Regions from separate parts of the Homo sapiens genome. Here all the other regions are linked to region 2. The links are chromatin loops, found by intact Hi-C in ENCODE. Cell type or tissue: heart left ventricle. All regions are shown on one strand.

The links. Hi-C counts contacts between places; a loop is a spot of excess contacts. Peaks named below come from ENCODE experiments on the same cell type or tissue, not always from the same donor. Only the 100,000 strongest peaks of a DNase experiment are listed, where the experiment ranks them.
Region 1: it touches region 2 in a loop (2.4-fold over the local background); 9 of 110 quality-filtered maps call a loop at or near these places.
Region 3: a loop joins it to region 2, with 2.1 times the contacts of the local background. A loop is called at or near these places in 7 of 110 quality-filtered maps.

What each region holds. Positions count from the first base shown.
Region 1 is chr5:113,132,733-113,137,732 of GRCh38, forward strand. The region is part of intron 5 of MCC (MCC regulator of Wnt signaling pathway); the gene reads right to left. Among named protein-coding and RNA genes, the nearest start is that of DCP2, 160 kb to the left of the region's middle. In heart left ventricle, no CTCF peak of the experiment used is centred here; no DNase peak of the experiment used is centred here.
Region 2 is chr5:113,292,639-113,297,638 of GRCh38, forward strand. The region is part of intron 3 of MCC (MCC regulator of Wnt signaling pathway); the gene reads right to left. LOC124901045 (a long non-coding RNA gene) reads left to right here and starts at 2,222. Exons shown (of 3, transcript XR_007058904.1): 1 at 2,222-2,298. RefSeq lists a silencer at 1,999-2,058. In heart left ventricle, no CTCF peak of the experiment used is centred here; a DNase peak (open chromatin) is centred at 2,353; H3K4me3 peaks cover 2,986 bases; H3K27ac peaks cover 2,361 bases.
Region 3 is chr5:113,057,353-113,062,352 of GRCh38, forward strand. All of the region lies in intron 14 of MCC (MCC regulator of Wnt signaling pathway), which reads right to left. Among named protein-coding and RNA genes, the nearest start is that of DCP2, 83 kb to the left of the region's middle. In heart left ventricle, no CTCF peak of the experiment used is centred here; a DNase peak (open chromatin) is centred at 2,079.

The DNA.
Region 1 (5,000 bases), 160 kb before region 2:
CTAACTTTTACCACTGGATAATTACTGGAAGGTATCCTAGGGATTCCCATGTGTTTCAGACATAGTACTCAGTGTCCCAATTTCCTCTTGATAGTTACTCCAGCCAGTAGAGTAACTCCCTTCTTTGCTTGTTGGCTCAGTGGCATGGGGTGTCCCAAAGGGCTAAACAGGTGGCAGTCAATGGAATCATTTTTGTATTCTCTGATGGAGAACTCCCTAAGATTTCAAACTAGCAGAGCTCAAAGTTGCAAAAATAAGAATCTATAACTTTCTTTTTTTTTTGTTTTTACTGATACCGGATAGATACGTATTTTCAGGGTACCTGTGACATTTTCATACATTTATAATGTGTAATAATCAAGTCAGGATAACTGGGATATCCATCACCTTCAACATGTATCTTTTCTTTATGCTGGGAACATTCAAATTATTCTCTAGTAGCTACTTTGAATTATAAAATATTATAGTCACTCTATTGAATTATCAAACACTAGGTCTTACTTCTTCTATCTACCTATATTTTTGTACCCATTATTCAACCTCTCTTCATCCCCCTCTCCTCCCTACCCTTCCCAGCCTCTAATAACCACCAAAATACTCTCTATCTTCATGAGATCCACTTCCTTAGCTCCCACATGAGTAAGAACATGCGATATTTGTCTTTTTGTGCTTTCTGGCTTTTTTCATGTAACATAGCAACCTCCAGTTCCATTCATGTTGCTGTGACAGGATTTCATTCTTTTTTTTTTTATAGCTGATAATATTCTATTGTGTGTATCTTCATCTATTCATCTGTTGATAGGCACTGATATTGATTTCAAATTTTGGCCATTGTGAAGTGCTGCAATAAACAAGAGAATGCAGGTATCTCTTCAATATATTGATGTCTTTTCTTTTGGATATATACCCAGTAAGGGAATTACTGGATCATATGGTAGTTCTATTTTGAGTTTTTTGAGGAATTTTCATACTGTCTTACATAGCAGTTGTAGTAATTTACATTTCTGCCAAGAGTGTATGAGACTTCCTCTTTCTTACATATCCTTGCCAGCATCCATTATTCCCTATGCTTTGGTAGAAGCCATTTTAACTGGGGAGAGAGAATATCTCATTGTGATTTTGAATACTTTTTCATTTACCTGTTGGCCATTTGTACGTCTTCTTTTGAGCAATGTCTATTCAGATCTTTCGCTAATCTTTTGCTAAAAAAAATCAGATTTGTTTTTTGTGCTACTGAGTTCCTTATATTCCTTGCCAATGGACAGTGTGCAAATATTGTCTCCCATTCTGTAGTTTGTCTTTTCACTTTCATTATTTCCATTGCTGTGTGGAAGCTTTTTAGTTTGATGTAATCCCATTTGTATAGTTTTGCTATCATTGCCTATGCTTTTGAGGTCTTACTAAAAATTCTTTGCCCAGACTCAATGTCCTAGTGCATTTCCTTAATGTTTTCTCTGAGTAGTTTGATAGTTCAGGTCTTATGTCTAGGTTTTAATCTGCTCTGATTTTTGTATATGGCGAGAGATTGGTGTCTGGTTTCATTCTTCTGCATATGGATATCCACTTTTCCCAGCACCATTTATTGAAGAGACTGTTCTTTCCCCCATTGTATGTTCTTGGTACCTCTGTCAAAAATGAGATGACTGTAGATGAGTAGATTTATTTCTGGATTCTCTATTATGTTTCATTGCTCTATGTGTCTGCTTTTGTGCCAGTACTATGCTGTTTTGGTTGCCACAGCTTTGTAGCATAATTTGAACTCAAGTAGTGTGATCCCTCCAGCTTTGTTCTTTTTGCTCAGGATTGGCTTTGGCTATTTGGGCTTTTTTTTTTTTTTTTTTTTTTTGTAGTTCTATAAACATTGTAGGATTTTTTTTTTCTTCTATTTCTGTGAAGCATGACATTGGTATTTTGATAGGGATTACATTGACTCTATAGATCACTTTGGGTAGTATTAACATTTTAACCCATTTGTGCTGGAGCCTGAAATTTTTTTGTGTGTGAAAAATCAGACGTTGGTGATGACCTTGAGCAGTAGGATATAAATAACTCCCACAAGCTTAGCGTTCCAGTAATGGAACACTAGGCATAAATAGATTAACAATATTAATTCTTCCAATCCATAAGCATGGGGATCTTTCCACTTGTTTGCATCCTCTCCAGTTTCTTTAGAGAGAATTTTGTAATTTTCCTTGTAGAGAACTTTTACTTCTTTTTTTTTTTTTTTTAAACAGAGTCTCGCTCTGTCTCCCAGCCTGGAGTGCAGTGGCCCGATCTCAGCTCACTACAACCTCCGCCTCCCGGGTTCAAGCAATTCTCCTGCCTCAGCCTCCTGAGTAGCTGACTACAGGCGTCTGCCACCACACCTGGCTAATTTTTGTATTTTTAGTGGAGACGGGGTTTCACCATATTGCCCAGGCTGGTCTTGAACTCCTGACCTTATGATCCGCCCACCTCGGCCTCCCAAGTTGCTGGGATTACAGGCGTGAGCCACTGTGCCCAGTCGGTCTTTTACTTCTTTGGTTAAATTTATTCTTAGGGGCCGGGCACAGTGGCTCACACCTGTAATCCCAGCACTTTGGGAGGCCGAGGCGGGTGGATCACAAGGTCAGGAGATCGAGACCAGCCTGGCTAACGTGGTGAAACACCGTCTCTACTAAAAATACAAAAAAAAAAATTAGCCGGGTGTGGTGGTGGGAGCCTGTAGTCCCAGCTACTCGGGAGGCTGAGGCAGGAGAATGGCGTGAACCTGGGAGGTGGAGCTTGAAGTGAACCGAGATCGTGCCACTGCACTCCAGCCTGGGTGACAGAGTGAGACTCTGTCTCAAAAAAAAAAAAAAAAAAAATTATTCTTAGGTATTTTATAATTTTTGTAGCTATTGTAAATAGGATTGCTTTCTTGATTTTGTGTTCAGATTCTTCACTGTTGGCATATATAAATGCTATTAAAACCCACCTAGATACGTAACCTACCTACTAAATTATGAGTTTCACCAATACCAACTCATCCTATATAAAATGATAGGAGAGGCTGGACGTGGTGGCTCACACCTGTAATCCCAGCACTTTGGGAGGCCAAGGTGAGCAGATCACCTGAGGCCAGGAGTTCGAGAACATCCTGGCCAATATGGTGAAACCCCATCTCTACTAAAAACACAAAAAAGTAGGCGGGCATGGTGGTGCATACCTGTAATCCTAGCTACTCAGGAGGGGGAGGCACGAGAATCACTTGAACTCAGGAGGCAGAGGTTGCAGTGAGCCCAGATTGCGCCACTGCACTCCAGCCCAGGCAACAAAGCAACACTCTGTCTCAAAAATAAATAAATAAATAAAAATTAAGTAGGAGAAAGTAAGAGGAAAAAGGGACATGCATATATACATAAAAGCAAGAATATATGCATAGCGTAGCCATTGCTTCTGATTACAGGCTATAGCTGGTTACAGGCTACAGTTGATATTTACTCCTTCCTTCTCCTACTAGGAAATCCTTATTTTCTTTAGCTAGCATCTCAGCTGGTTAGAATTCTTTATTTAATGAAGTAATCAACAATCTCTACTCCTGAAGAAGTCTGCTTTTAGACCTAGTGATGTAAACAGAGATCTGAAATAAGAAAATATAAATAAAAATAGACCTACTGATGGTACAGCTCATGGGTGCAAGACATCTTCTGATAAGATTCATACATGCATTGATATTCCTATAGGTAGAATTACTTGGTTGAGGACTTTGAGTAATCGTAGCTCTCCTGGTTTAGGAGCTGCTGTAAGAATTATATAAGAATCAAAATTTATTTATTTATTTATTTTTTACCTGCTAGGAGTGCAAGCAAGGAATCAAAATTTAAACCTTTTTAGATCTAAAATTTAGATTTTTGTAGCTATTGTAAATGGAATTGACTTATTTGATTCTCTGATTGTTATTGGTGCATAGAGATGCTAAAATGATTTTAACGTGTTGATTTTGTATCCTGTAACTTTACTGAATGTATCAGTTCTAGAAGTTTTTTGTTGGAGTATTTAGGGGTTTCTATATATAAGATCATATCATCTGTGAACAGGATAATTCTGCGAACAAGGTGAATTTGACTTCTTCCTTTCCAATTTGGATGCCCTTTATTTCTTTCTTTCCTAATTGCTCTAGCCAGGACTTCCTGTTTTACGTTGGGTAACAGTGATGAAAGTGGGCATCCCTGTCTTATTCCAGTCTTTAGAGGAAAGGCCTTCAGTTTTTCCCCCTTCACTATGATATTAGCCATGGGTTTGTCATAGGTTGCCTTTATTTTGAGATATGTGTATTAGTCTGTTCTCACACTGCTATAAAGAACTTCCCTGAGACTGGGTAACTTATAAAGGAAAGAGGTTTAATTGATTCACAGTTCAGCATGGCTGGAGAGGCCTCAGAAAACTTATAATCATGGTGGAAGGGGAAGCAGGCACCTTCTCAAGGCAGCAGGATAGAGTGTAAGCATGTGCAGGAGGAACTGTCAACCACATAGAAAACCATCAGATCTTGTCAGAATTCGTTCTTATGCTATCATAAGAATAGAATGGAAGAAACCAGTCACCTCCCTCCCTCAATATGTGGGTATTACAATTCAAGATGAGATTTGGGTGGGACACAGAGCCAAACCATATCAATATGTTCCTTTTGTATCCATTTTAGGGTTTTTATCATAAAGGGATGGTTATCAAATGCTTTTCTGTCATCTACTGAAATCATCATGTTTTTTCCTTGATTCTGTTAATGTGGTATATTGTGTTTATTTATTTGCATATGTTGAATGGTATTTGCATCCCTATGGTGAATCCCACTCGATCATGGTGAATGACCTTTTTATTGTGCTGTTGCATTTGGTTTGCTAGTATTTTGTTGAGGATTTTTACCTCTATTTTCATTAGTGATATTAGCCTGAAACTGGTGCTTTTGTTGTTGTTGTTGTTATGCCCCTGTCTGCGTTTGGTATCAGGGTAACAGAAGCAACAACTTTTTAAGTGGATTT
Region 2 (5,000 bases):
CTCAAGGACGTGCCAATAGGACTAAAGTCAATTCACATCTCTTCCTTCACTCAGGGTTCTAGCCCCCCCTTCTCCTAAGTCTGCGATTCATTTAAACAAAGGTTACTGGACAGCACTCTGCTGCATAGAAACATCGTGAAGGGCCTGGCAAAGAGTCTCTGCAAAAGAAATGCCTTCAGTTTTGGGGTTTTCAATGACCTTAGAAGATCACCAAAGGCTTCTCCTGAAACAGGGTTAGTGATGGAGCAGGGCCCTGGGTTCTAGTTCAGATTTGAGACCGTTAATTATAAAATTGGCAAAAGTCACTTAAATCCTCATGCCTCCTCCCTCACCTCCCATTTTTAAGTTCTCACTCTCAGCATTTCTTGAGTCTTCTACATCACAGGGGCAACAGCCGTTAAGGATTAGCAAATGCTCTACTTCATTCAGCCAGCACCTCAAAATGCTATTTCAAACCGGAGCAGGAACAGCACAGCAGCAGCATGACACTTAAGAGCACCAGGCAGGGCCCAATAGCATTCACCAGCCCGACGGCAGACCTCCTAGGTTTCCCCCAACCCCATTTAATCCCCCCTCTTTCCCATCACCAGGTGTTCCCTCACACACACACACCCCCGCAGGGGCTCCATCCCTGCATTTTTCCCTTCACCATTGGTAGTCTGACATCACCATTATCTGCCTTCCGGCTGCTTTTACACTGTTTTCCTTTTCTTCCTCTTTCCTCTCTTCAGCCATACTCAAGAAACACGGACTACTTATGCTACTTTTGCCCCCATAAATGGCTCAGTGATGGAACCAAGAGGGAAACCCACAGACACCAAGCCTCTAGCTGTAGACACTAAGCACACAGACTTCCTCTTCTTTTCAGCACCCAGTTCTACGGGCTTCTCATCACTTTTCAGGTATTCAAAGCTTTGAGGGATGTGCCCGAAGCATCCCTAAAATCATGAAAAAAGATGGCTTTGGGCATCTTACCGCTCACACATTTGCATAGTGTTTGATGTAGCTTTAATTTCAAAGCTGGTCTCAAACACTCAAGTGGATAGGTTACAGTGGGAGCCCAGGAATTGCAAATGCGCTTGCCTCAAAGACTCAGGAGTCCAGATCCGGGCAGGAAATAAAGTTCTAAAGCGGCTTTGAAGTGCTTTCTCCCCAGACCCCTCCCCAGCGCGGGTCATTCATCTCAGCCTAGGGAAGAGACCACCTTGCCTGAACGTAGCCAAACGCATCGCACGTGGGAGCCAAGTGGGAGATGAAATAATCCAATGCGTCCCCCTCACCACCACCACCCCCACCAAATTAGTTACCGTCGGCTTAAACTCATCGGGAATGTCCGTGTATTTTACCGATCAGGGAAATAAAAGGGTGTATATAAATTAGTGGAAGCGGGTGGGAAGGAACAAGGGATGCAGACTGTCGTGAGTAAAACGCCTCGCGGCTTGGTGAGAGGTTGTTTCTTTTTTAAGCCACTCATTTCAGACTGAAATATCAAGCCAGTTCAGGTCATTTCCTGAGTAGCACTACAAGTTAAAACAAGATCCAGAAAATCTACTAATCTTCAATTGCGCTGCCTCCAGACTGGGAGCACAGGGGGATAGGGTGTAGGGCTGTGGGGAGGTCGAGGGGAGGGGGATTTGTGGAAAAGCAAACGCCCGAGAAACCCTAGCTCCCGACCTCAGCTGTTTCTTACCTCACTCAGCTCGGCCGAGGAGTCGTTTCCATATTTCATGGCAACTCCGGAATTCATGATGCACTTTTCAGAGCTGGGCTCTCAGTCCCCCAGGTCTCGGAGCTTAAGAGTTGGACTTCACAGGCTCAATATCCACTGCTTGGTCCCTTCTGCCACATTTTAGTCTAGACAGCCATTTTCACCCAGGACAGTTGCGAAGCGCAAACGGAGGATGCAGGCACTCTTAAAAAGAGCAGCCGTGGCTCGCGTTTCACGGACGAGCCATTGCTGCAGGAGGCTCGGTGGCGCGGCGCGCTCGCAGCTGCGGCAGCGGCGGAGCCCGCGCGGGGACCCTCCCGCGCGCACCCAGCGCCCCGTTCCGGGGCAGTGCCACCCTGGGCGCCGCCTCGCCACTCCTACGGTGCCTCGCCGCCCCCCATTACCAGGATGGAGGGCACTTCCCAGCACGAGCCGACACCCTAGAGGGCACCGGCGAGCTCCCGAAAAAACTAGGGCGGTGGGGCGAGGAAGATCCGCGCCTCGGATTCCAGAGAAGGAAAGAAAGCTAGAGGGAGCCGGAGCGGAGCTGCACTTCACGCCGAAGTTTCCCCTTCGAATCGTCTGGAGTTGTAAGTGGTTTCTGATTGAACACAGCTGTCTAGCTGCTGGCCACGGGGTGCGCGGAGGAGGCGGGGCTAGAGGGAGAAAAGGGTGGGGGCGAGTAGCCTGGAGGCCGAGCAGAGGAGACCGTGCTGGGAGAGCAGAGCAGGCATCCTTCCAGTTCTCTGCAATAGTAATTAAGGACCCGAGTCCAGGAGGGGGAGTAGAAACAGGAAAAGCCACCTGAATAATCGTGCAGGAAATTAAAAAAAAAAAAAGAAAAGAAAAAGAAAAAAAACTTCCCTCATAGGAGCCGCTTTCCATGATTTAATAAGGTCAAGACAAACCTAAACACTGTACATCAGACAGCACGGTGCACTTCTCACGGAACATTAAGATTTTACAAGGGTGCAGGGCAGTCATTTTCCCTAATCAGTCTAAAGTCAACGCTACGGGTGTAAATTCAATGTCAAACTCCCTCTGTCTGTCACTGGGGCAGAGTACATTTTCTGCATGTCCATAATGAAGATAGAGGCCCCATCCCTTGAAAGATGTCGATAGGCTCCCCAACCCCCATCCCTTGAAAGATGTCAGATAGGCTCCTCAACCCCCATCCCTTGAAAGATGTCAGATAGGCTCCCCAACCCCCAGACCTTCCTTAATTGAGCGGAGGTAGAGTTGTATTTATGGAGTGTGGAGTATGATTCAGAAAAGATTCAAGGGGCTGTTATACCCAGTACACCCCTGGGATCTGAGCTCCCCTTCAACTTTGAGTTCCCGAGGTAAAACATCCTGTGTCTATTGGGAGAGAGATGAGATGGGGGAAGAGGGGAACTAGGATTTTTCTCTCCACAAACTTAAAGTTCCAATGAATTTGAGATGCACAGAAAAATGTTCTGATGCTTCAAAACAGTAGGTCTGCGAGATTGCTTAAGAGACCTCATCAGTCTCTTTCTACACAATGGGGACAAAATGTCTCCATCCCCAATAACAGAACTTGGCATATCCTGAAGCCTTCTGTGAAAAAGCCATTGTATTGTCAACTTCCATGGTCTTTTTAAAAAATCATGTTTATTTTGCTCTTTAAGAAGGGGCAGAGTGCAACTATTTGCATATAACGTTTTACCCATCCCCCTTCTTGTTGAGTTCATTCATTGCCTGATGGAGGTGCTGCTGGGATTAGGAAGAGTTTGCTGCTCTTTCTAGAGCACTGGGTCCCAAGTCCTTGGGCACTGCCAAACTAGAGCACATTCTGCATGGGGAGGAGATGGGAAGCTACATTATTTAATTTATCTTTTCATTGAAATCTGTTGAAAACTGCATGTTTGAAGCTGGAAATGGTGGTATATACATAACTATGAAGAAGATTCAAGCACTGCCCCTGCCCTGAAGGTGTTTATAGACTTGTAAAACATGAACAGAAATGACAATTCTAGATAGAAAATGATACTTGCCATAAACACAGTACAAATGAGGAGCGACTGCAGTTCAGAGGAGGGAAATACGATTTTGGCTGGACAGGGTCTGGAGAGAAGATTCTGTGAAGGAATCTTAGAAGAGGCAGCATGTGAGTTGACCTGTGAAGAATGGCTGAGCCCAGCAGAGATGGGAAGTAAGGGGAAAGCGTTCCAGGCCACTGTGAGAGAAAGTATGGATGGAGACTGGAATGTGCAGAGCGGGCATGGGGATCACAGGCATTCCATTCTGGAGCATAAGCTGGGTGAGAAAGGGGGGTTGGTGTCAGACAGTGAACAGTTTTAAGTGCCATGTTAAAAAAATGGGCCTTCTCAATAGGCAATGGAGAGCCACTAAAGGTTTTTTAGCATAGAAATAATGGAGATCAGAGCTGTGCTTTTAGATATTCCAGTAGATTTAAATCACACTCATGAGTAACTAATATGAACTCAAATAGGCTAGTGTTGAATGTGATTCTGGTGTTTAAAGATACATATTTTTCATACGACTCTACCCCTAAAACCAAGCAGATGACTTCATCTGGTGTTCAACCAAAAGAAAAGTAATCTGTTCCAAAAGTAGAGGAAAAACTAGCAGTGTTGAACTTACTGAGAAGCAGTGTCTGTAGATTCTACTTTATAGACAATATAAGGCATTTTCAAGGGTAATGTTGATTGTATGAGATTTTCTTCATAAACAATGACTTGAATACTTCAATACTTATACTTCACATAAGATTCAACTCCACCACAATCTGGCAGCAGCAGATGTAGTAGGTTGAAAGTGGGAAATGAACATGCCGATTGTACTATCAAGACAGTTCAGCAAGAGGTTAAAAGGGCCTGAATTAAGAAGGGACGGCTGGCATGGTGGCTCATGCCTGTAATCCCAGCATTTGGGAGGCTGAGGCGGGCAGATCACTTGAGGTCAGGAATTCAAGGTCCAGCCTAGCCAACATGGTAAAACCCTGTCTCTACTAGGATCATGAGGTCAAGAGTTTGAGACCAGGCTGGCCAACATGGTGATACCCTGTCTCTAATAAAAATAGAAAAAATTAGCTGGGCGTGGTGGCAGGTGCCTGTAATCCCAGCTACTCGGGAGGCTGAGAAGGAGAATCGCTTGAACCTGGGAGATGGAGGTTGCAGTAAGCCGAGACCGCACCACCACACTCCAGCCTGGGCAACAGAGTGAGACACCATCTCAAAAAAAAATAATAATAATACTAAACTTAGCCAGGCATGGTGGTGTGCACCATGTAGTCCCAGCTGTAGTCCCA
Region 3 (5,000 bases), 240 kb before region 2:
GGCAGAGGCAGGGGTGCACCTTGGGAGCTACAGCAACAATTCCAGGGAGAGATGGTAGCAGCTTGGAGCAAGGTGGGAGCAGGGAAGGCAGGGAGAAAGATAAAAATGACTACTGATCATCAGCATTATGTTTTCTCAAGCTGTATTTTAAAAATGAGAGGGGAGAAGCAGCAACATCCTGCAGCTGGAACACCACGGGCTATTCCACAGTGAAATGAGGCAGCTCAAGGGAACTGCAAAGAGAGCAAAGCGCGCCCACAGCAGAGGGCACTGAGGACCCCGGCTGTGCATCAGAGGACGCATCCAAAGGACCCTCAGCATCTCAGCGAAGGCCTGTCTGCCTGCAACCTGCTCAGCGGCAGGCATGCCTCGTACAAAACCCCCAAGTAGAGCTCAGGAGCTCACCTTCACAAATCATCAACACTGATGTGGAGGGACAGACATCTAATGTTCCACAGGCGAACGCGCGACAAAATTAGAGCAAACTCAAGTACTGGCACTGTTTGCAAAGCATTCTACAGACAGGGCTGAGGGTGGAGATGTGCTCACAGCCTCGACATGTTTAGACAGCGTGGCGCTGGCAGACAGCAGCACTTCTCTTCCAGTTACTTGGGAGGTTTCAGGAATGAAATCCTTCCTTGTAAACCTGGGACACAGGGTGTGGGGTTTACTTACACCTCTAGTCTTTCCTTTCATTAAAAATTATTTTGAAAACTTTCAAACCTATAGAAAAACAAAGAATAACCAACAGCTGTGCGTCTACCACCCACAAGACACTGAGGTATATTTTCTTCAGACTACTTTTTGGGAAATATAAATTTATACTTGAAACACTTTTTGTTGACTTTCATTTAAAATAAAAATCACAAAATTCAAAGAGTGGTAAAAGCTAGCATTCTCTAATTACCCTGCAGGAACTGAAGTGATACTATTTTGGCAGATTTTCCATTTAGCAGGACTGGTCCACCCCAGCAGTTTTCCAAGAGGGGTCCCGGGCTGGCCGCATCAGCAGCACCTGGGGACTTGTTAGAAATGCACATTCCGGGGCCTGCTGTCAAGACCTCCACAGTCAGGAACTCTGGAGGTGGAGCCCAGCAATCTGTGTTTTAATATACCCTCTAGGTGACTCTGATGCACGCTTAGGTGTGAGAAGCACTGGTCTCCCCCTCAGGCTAAGTGGGCATTTGCTCAGGAGCCTGTGAGGTGACTGGATGCTCCTAGGTTTTCTAGGTAGAGGCCACAATGCTCCTGGCTGCCCTGGTGGGTGTCAGGGTCTACGAGCAGGTCTCTGATGTCAGTCAAACCTGGATAAATGTTCCTCCTCTGCCACTTCCTTGCTTTATGGCCCAGAGTAAATTACCCAATGTTTCTGGGCTGCAGGAAATAGGAATACTAAGGGTTCCTGCCTCACTAAGTTGTGGAAAGGATACGGCAGGCCCTGAAGCAGGCAGCTGGTGCTGCCACACAGCACCTGTCCTGTGGGAGTAAGAGAGAAGGTGGCCACTTTCCTGATGGCTTTGCCAACAGCCCCACAACACCTAACACCAGACTCAGAGATGCCCTGAGCTATTGGCCACCAGCAGGTCATCCAGAATCCCTCCATCCCAGGGAGAACGAAAGCTGCCAGTGGTTGAATGGACTTGAGAAATCACCTAGCCCTAACACGAACGCAGGCAGGCAGAGACTGACAGGCGCTGCCACCCTTAGGGCCCGGAGCCTCATCCATGGCAGGCAGGGAAGGCTTTTGTTTCACCCACCTTGCTATGAGTATAGTTTTCAAAGAGGAAGGAAATAAAAAAAAAAAATAACAAAAGATCTCAGTCCACAGATCTTACCCTGTTGGAAGCACAGAGCTTTAAAATGCTTTTAGTGGAGAAAGTTTAATTTCAAGATAAACCTCACAGCCCCTCCGGCTTCCCTTCTCCTGCTTCCAGGACAGCAGCGGGGAACAGATCAGGCGAGGTTAATTACAATTCTGCTTTGAGCTCTTAACGTTTCACTGCGGAATATGATTATGACAATGGTAGGGGAGGGGAAGCCACTGGCCTTTTCTCTGGCCTCACAGACAAAGGCGCTGGCGGTCTCCCAAGGGCCTGCTGCTGGCTGCTGGGCAAGGGTTAAGTCATCCATTAATTCTCCCAGCTTGGAATGCTGGATGATCTCAGTTGTCAAGGGGGAATCAATCACTTTCTGTGGCTGCATTATTCCTCCTCTCCAGAACAGGAGCCTGTCTGTGTTCTCTGAGAGCGACTGTGGGGGAAGGCTAATGACAAAAACCCTCGCCACACATGTGTGTCTTGCTCTGGCTTCTTGAGGAGCTAGTCTAGGATGTGTGGGTTTCTCCTTTCCGTGATGCTCTGCTGGAGCTCCCGTCACGCTGGCTTTCCTCTGCATCTGTTCATTGCCAGCAGCTCTTCCAGCACAAAGCATACACAGCAGGCCTGTAGCCTGGTGGGAATGCGGGGCTGGCTGGTTCGGGACGGTTCGGGCCGACCCACTCTCCACCTACCCTGTCCACTATAGGAGAAGCTGTTCAAACCAGCTATCGACGTCAAATATCCTCTCTTCTATCCCTCTCCACCATGCCCCACCTCTGTCCTCAAGACAGTCCCCCAGCCTGCTCATTAGAAGAAAAATTCATTTTTCATAGCCTCCTCAGCTTGCCTTGGTGGAAGGCTAGAAGGACATTTCATTTCTTTTGCCTTGAAAATCCGTGATGACATTTTCCTGAAGTTTTCATCAACATCTTACCTGGCCCTAGCTGAGATCTCATTTCCATCAAGGAGCAGCTCTTTTTGTTTGTTTGTTTGTTTGTTTGTTTGAGACAGAGTCTCACTCTGTTGCCCACACTGGAGTGCAATAGCATGATTTGGCTCACCACAGCCTCCGCCTCCTGGGTTCAAGCAATTCTCCTGCCTCAGCCTCCTGAGTAGCTGGGACTACAGGCATGTACCACCATGCCTGGCTAAATTTTGTATTTTTAATAGCAACAGGATTTCACTATGTTGTCCAGGGTGGTCTCAAACTCCTGACCTCATGATCTGCCCGCCTCAGCCTCCCAAAGTGCTGGGATTACAGGTGTGAGTCACTGCGCCCGGCCTAGCAGCTCATTTTTAGAAGGAAAGTGCCCTGGGGGTGGGCATCTGTTTTGCTGAGCATTTGAAATTTATCTGAATGAGTGGGGTCAGTCCAATGTCCTTTCCAGTGAGAGTCCTAGAATGGAGAACTTTACCATCCTATGCATTTTGCAATGCTGGCATTTTAATTGCTTAGTTTTACAACAAACATACAGTTCTTTTGAAATCAAGAAGTTAGATCTCACTAGAAAAAAAACCATAAAAAGCATTCCATGTCTATACCTTGTTCTCATAGAACCTAAAAGGTAAGTGATGAGGACATTTGAGCAGGAGGACTGATCATAATGCTGTCATGTCAAGGATGTGTCGGGGCTGGTCTCTAGAGCTCACTAACACCAGTAAGCGTTTGTCTCAAGGACTTTGGATAGACTCTCCTGACACACAGATGGAAAAGCACCTCTCCTCAGTAAAGATGACTGTTTCAGCCAGATCTAGTCTGACTCTCATTCCCTGAAGCTTACTGATGCCTGTTCTAACTAGGTGGCTGTTTCAAAAAATTCACCCTTTCAATGGACATGATTTCACTCTCCTCAACCATTTTTTCTGCCCCAATGAAACTTTACCTTAATCCAGACTAGTTCAAAGAGTGAGAGCTAGGCATCTCTTGAGCTCTGCTGCTGTCCAGTCCAACTTGGGGATTACACCCCAGAGTGAGTGGCCACACAGGCAGCACCCTGGCTACCTGGAGGTACCTAGAGGCTCACGGCAAGGCTGCAACCACCATTCTCACAGCTCTCCAGGGTCCCCACCTGGTGCTGAGACAAGGGACTCAATTTCAGTCTCTGAGAGTACAGACTTGCTGTGGCCGATCCTGTCTTGGCCACAGTTCCTTTGTGGATTGAGATCGATGACTACGCTGCACAGAAGGAGCTGAACTGTGAGGCCTGCCACAGAGGGTGGGCTTGACCAAGGATTCCTATTTCCACTTCCTAACATTTTAGTCCTTGTGCCTCTTTGTCATGATATGTTGATAAAGCCATCCAGGCAATCAACCTAGTCACTCTGTCCATAAGACTATTATACTTTCTGATGAGGCCATGGCTATATTTTTCAAAAATGAAGTGGCACCGACCCTGGGCACCTGCCAACAGTCAACTGAGGGTTGGCTATCACTTTTATTCTCCTTGCTGGTTAACTACCCCTCTGCTGCTCCTCTCTAAAACCATTAACCCTCCTGTCGTTAGGAGCTGCCTATGGGCTGCCAGAAATGCCGCTGGAGGCACAATACTCAGCGTTTCTTTCCTGAACCCTTGAGGGGCAGTTGATGGACACTCTGATTAGACCTCTTGAAGCTGGGTGGTTACAGCGGGGGGAAAGGAGATTTGCTGGGCCACATAAAGCTCCAACTCAGAAAGATCCTTTTCTTTATTTTCATAAACTTGACAAGGGGGAATGTCTGAGCCAGAATGGCAAGATTTACAAACAAAATTACTATAATTATCATAATTATGAAAGGGGTCTGGTGCTTTGGGACTTTATTCTAAACCCACGTTTAACATAAAGCAGTCTAATTGCATCAGGTTCTAAGAATGTGGAGTGACAAATGAATGCCTCGTGTGTGGTTCTTCCATCCTCGGAGCTGCTCTGATTTGGGCGGGAGGGTAAAAGTGATTTTTTAAGGAGAATTGGGTGACATTGGAGCTAAAGACCTCTGTACTTTGATGGGAAGATCCATTTGAGACTGAAATTAATTTAAGAACCATTCTTTGGTGAGGTTATCCTTGGAAACAATGACTCTGTGTTTTGAATTTATCTCAATCTGCAGAAAAACAGGATCCCAAATTAAATTTCTCTAAGAAAACAGTCTCAAAATCAAGGCTAACCTGTAAGTTCAAGTACTTCTAACAAATATTCAAAAGCTAA